Regions from separate parts of the Homo sapiens genome. Here region 1 is linked to region 2. A link is an interaction called in ENCODE POLR2A ChIA-PET data of the cell type or tissue named here. Cell type or tissue: PC-3. All regions are shown on one strand.

Region 1 (2,500 bases), 160 kb after region 2:
TCCTGAGCTCAAGTGATCTGCCCGCCTCGGCCTCCCAAAGTGCTGGGATTATAGGTGTGAGCCACCGCGCCCAGCCCACATCTTTATTAAACTCTCCAGAAACTCCCCAGTTTAAGAGCATTCTCTGTGTCCTTCTAGGATTCTGATGGATACAATACATGCATACATTACTTTTTCAAAAACATTAGAAAATTGTTTTCAGAAAGCAAGGCAGATGTGTAGGTTCAGAAGCATGTGTTGTCACCTGGACGATCTAACCAGTCCCTAAGCTGAGACGAGGTGGAGAAGTGTGGCTTACTTGCTCATTAACATCATCCATCCAGAGGCGTAATGTTTTCCGTATAGTTGGGTAATTGTTTCTGCCCCCCGTCTGCGGTTTCAGCAGGCCGGCCTTCTCCAGGTTGTGTAAGGTCAATATGTGCTCATAGCCGTATGTCTGCAAGGGAAGTCATTTGGCCTTGATGTCAGATCAGGAAAAGGATTTCTGCAATTTTCAAAGAAGGGCACTTCCAACAAATCAATTTGGTTTGTACTGCAGGACATGTTACCAAAGTCCAGCAATGTTAGTGGATGGGCACAGAGGACAGGGTGGAGGGATGAAACTTGTCCTAAAACTGCTTGCCTGTTACTATTAATTCAGCTCACTGTTTCAAAGAGAAATTTAAAATTTTTACTTTAAAGTCAGAATTTATGGACCCAATCTAAGCAAGCATCAAATAAATGATAGTATATTTTTATAAGGGATATAATTAGCTCTAAAAAAGAGTAAGGCATATGTATACATCCTGATAAGAAAGGTCTCCAGAATATATTAAAAAAAAAATAACATGTAGAGTAGGACATTATTTCTATTTTTAAAAAGTAGCCAAGGTCTGGGCATGCTGGCTCACACCTGTAATCCCAGTACTTTGGGAGGCCGAGGCGGGCCAATCACTTGAAGTCAGGAGTTTGAGACCAGCCTGGCCAACATGGTGAAACCCTGTCTCTACTAAAAATTAAAAAATTAGCTGGGCCTGGTGGCATGTACCTGTAATCCCAGCTACTCGGGAGGCTGAGGCAGGAGAATCGCTTGAACCCAGGAGGTTACAGTGAGCCAAGATTGTGCCACTGCACTCCACTCTGGGCAACAGGGTGAGATACTGTCTCAAAAAATAAATAAATTTTAAAAAGTAGCCAACACTTATAAAATACTTTCTATGAGCTGGGCACTGTTCTGGTCTAAGCACTTACATACATTAACTCAGTCATCCCGGCTCTAACCCCATGACGTAGGTATCATTACCTTCATTTTACAGAGATGTTTAAATAACCTGCCTAAAGTCACACAGCTAGTGAAGAGCAGAGCTGAAACCTGGATCCAGCCAGTCTTGCTCTGAAGTCTGTGTATGGAAACATTCTGTCTAAATGCAAAGAATGGAGTTTGGAAGGAAGCAAATCAGACTGCTGACACTGGTCACATCTGGGGAGGGAAACTGGGGTATGAGCAAGGTACAGGGGACGTTCACATTTTGCTCTGTGTACTTCTGCATTATTTGACTCTTACACAAGGATACATAACTTAAAAAAAGACAAAAACAAAAAATTAATGAGCACTCAATTTTAATAAAAATGTACTTAACTGTCACTGGTAACAGCAAATAAATACTACCTGAGTCATTTTCAAACAAAGGGGAGACTTTTCAAAAACAAGAGTGGCCTTTTCCTTATTATAAGTAACACAGGCTTAATTTAAGTAAACCTGCTAAGCAACTGTCATCAGAAATTTGCAGAAAGTTCTTTTCCTCCGTGGTATAACTGCGGAGTTAAGAACATGGGCGCTACACTCAAATTGCCTGGTTTACCACTGGCTGTGCCACTTACCAGCCAGGTAACCTTGGGTGAGTTACCTAAACTAGTCTGTGCCTCAGTTTTTCATCCATAAAACTGGGACGATAGCAGTCTCTAACTCACAAGGCTGTTGTGAATATTTGTTGTTGTTGTTATGGTAACTACAGTTAACAAGGAAGTATTGTGAAGATGAAACAAATGAATGCACATAAAGTTTTTCTTTTTTTTTTTTTTTTTTTTGAGACGGAGTCTCGCTCTGTCGCCCAGGCCGGACTGCGGACTGCAGTGGCGCAATCTCGGCTCACTGCAAGCTCCGCCTCCCGGGTTCACGCCATTCTCCTGCCTCAGCCTCCCGAGTAGCTGGGACTACAGGCGCCCGCCACCGCGCCCGGCTAATTTTTTGTATTTTTAGTAGAGTCAGGGTACAGAGCCACCGCGCCCGGCCTATAAAGTTTTTCCAATAGATCCTAGCACATAGTAAATGCTCAAGAAATGTTACCTATTATTATTATTTTTTACTTTTTGTAAACAAGCTATGTTGCCTAGGCTGGTTTTGGACTCCTGGGCTCAAGCAATCCTCCTAACTCAGCCTCCTGGGTAGCTGGGACTGCAGACACAGCCACCATGCCTGGTAAATTTTTGTATTTTTTTTGTAGAGACAGGGTCTTGCTAT
Region 2 (2,500 bases):
AACTTCTGACCTCAAATGATCCACCCACCTTGGCCTCCCAAAGTGCTGGGATTATAGGCGTGAGCCACCGGCGCCCAGCCAATCCTAACATTCTAATGTCTATAATATGAAATGTCATGATTTTTACAATGTTAGCAAATCATTCAAAATTTTAGTAAACTGTCTAGATGTTAGTTTTTACTATGGTAAAAACATCGGCCAGGCGCGGTGGCTCATGCCTCTAATCCCAGCACTTTGGGAGGCCGAGGCGGGCGGATCACAAGGTCAAGAGATCGAGACCATCCTGGCTAACACAGTGAAACCCCGTCTCCACTAAAAATACAGAAAACTAGCCAGGTGTGGTGGCAGGCGCTTGTAATCCCAGCTACGGGAGGCTGAGGCAGGAGAATGGTGCGAACCCGGGAGGCGGAGGTTGCAGTGAGCCGAGATTGGGCCACTGCACTCCAGCCTGGACGACAGAGCAGACTCCATCTCAAAAAAAAAAAAAATGGTCACCCCTTTTGCTCCTAAATCACCCTCAAAGTAAAAGAGAACAAGAAACAGAAGCAGAAATCCATATTTAGTGAAATAAGACAACACCTGTAGCTCCAAACCTGTAGAAGCAGATCCCAGAGAAAAGCAGGCCAGTTCTCTCCTGGAATCCCAGAAAGTCCCAGGAATTGGAGGCTTCAGTGCTGCAGTAGGGAGGGGACTAAAAACAAAGTCTGTATATGGAGCAGTAAGACCTCCGGGTTCTCATCCCCCATCCTGTGTGCTCTCGGGTGACTAGCCCTCTCCCTCTCCAGGTTTAGCTTCTGGAGAAATTAAATCAAAGAGGCTCTAGAACTGGGGATGGCAGGCATTGAGTGCAGGGAGTGAGTTGCCAGAGGCTGAGAGCAGAGAGATTTAGTGGCAGTGGGCAGAGCAAACAGCAAAATGACTGCCCTCTTCCCTGGCCTTGCTCCAGAAACTGAGCAGCCAGACATACACACTCCCAGAAGGCAGTTGGAGGTCCCCCCGGGCAATCAGAACCACCCACAGAGAAGACCTCCAGATACTGACATTTAGAAGCCTCTGACCAAAGAGCTGCCTGGCCACCCACTGGCTTACTCGCTGACAGGCCATGCTCCTGCCGTACACACCGATCCTATCAGTCATCCTCATGGGCTCCTTTCCAGACTTCTGAGGAAAGCTTCCAACATGAAGAGGGAGTTCAAAACAAACAGAGAGAGAGAGAGAGAGAGAGAGAAAAGAAATATAAACAATGCAGGGAGCAAAAGATAACTTCAAATAAACTCAAAATATTCTTCTGGGAGAGATGAGACAATATTGCATACATAAAACAAGAAGAGGATGCTATCACTAAATTTTAAAAAAAAGTAACAGAAAGTAAGAAAGACCTCTAAGAAATGTTTCTGAAATGAGGTATAATTTTTTTTTTTTTGAGAGGGAGTCTTACTCTGTCACCCAGGCTGGAGCGCAGTGGCGTGATCTCAGCTCACTGCAACCTCCGTCTCCCAGGTTCAAGCGATTCTCGTGCCTCAGTGCCCCGAGTAGCTGGAATTACAGGTACACACCACCACGCCTGGCTAATTTTTGTATTTTTAGTAGAGGCGGGGTTTACACCATGTTGGCCAGGCTGGTGTCAAACTCCTGACCTCAGGTGATCCACCTGCCTTGGCTTCCCAAAGTGCTAGGATTACAGGCGTGAGCCACTGGACCTGGCGAAAACTCTTTTTTTAATCATAACTTTAAAAACCCAGTTTTAAGTTTTATTTTTTGTGCTACACTGTTTCTTGTGTTCCATATCGTTCTCGTACTTGAATTTCATTTTTGTCTTCTTGGAGAGAACAACCTCTAGTAGTAATTCTTTCTAATGTGGCCAATGGATGAAAAGACTATTTTACCTTCTATCCTCTAAAATTTATTGAGGTGACAATATAAGGAGCTCAAACAACTCTACAGGAAAAAAAATCTAATCATCTGATTTAAAATGGGCAAAAGAACTGAATAGACATTTATCAAAAGAAGACATACAAATGGCAAACAGGTATATGAAAAGATGCTCAACATCACTGATCATCAGAGTAATGCAAATCAAAACTACAACGAGGCCAGGTGTGACGGCTCACACCTGTAATCCCAGCACTCTGGGAGGGTGAGGTGGGAGGATCACTTAAGCCCAGGAGTTCAAGACCAGCCTGGGCAACATGGGGAGACCCAGTCTCTACAAAAAATTAATAAATTGGCCAGGTGTAATGGCACATACCTGTAGTCCAAGCTACTCTGGAGGCTGAAGTGGGAGGATCACTTGAGTCCAGGAGGTAAAGGATGCAGTAAGCCTTGATTGTATTACTGCACTCCAGCCTGGGCAACACAGTAAGACCCTGTCTCAAAACAAACAAACAAAACAACAACACACTAAATGAGAAATCATCTGTATTAGTCCATTTTCACACTACTGATAAAGGCATACCCGAGACTGAGCAACTTACAAAAGAAAGAGGTTTAAGGGACTCAC

What was found. Peaks named below come from ENCODE experiments on the same cell type or tissue, not always from the same donor. Only the 100,000 strongest peaks of a DNase experiment are listed, where the experiment ranks them.
Region 1: POLR2A ChIA-PET joins it to region 2 with 10 read pairs; 12 of 35 experiments call an interaction of 5 or more read pairs at or near these places.

What each region holds. Positions count from the first base shown.
Region 1 is chr12:122,235,488-122,237,987 of GRCh38, forward strand. VPS33A (VPS33A core subunit of CORVET and HOPS complexes) reads right to left here. Exons shown (of 13, transcript NM_022916.6): 11 at 299-436. Among named protein-coding and RNA genes, the nearest start is that of DIABLO, 11 kb to the left of the region's middle. In PC-3, no CTCF peak of the experiment used is centred here; no DNase peak of the experiment used is centred here.
Region 2 is chr12:122,071,658-122,074,157 of GRCh38, forward strand. No RefSeq gene overlaps it. Among named protein-coding and RNA genes, the nearest start is that of MLXIP, 5.8 kb to the right of the region's middle. RefSeq lists an enhancer at 1-691. In PC-3, no CTCF peak of the experiment used is centred here; a DNase peak (open chromatin) is centred at 1,134; H3K27ac peaks cover 513 bases.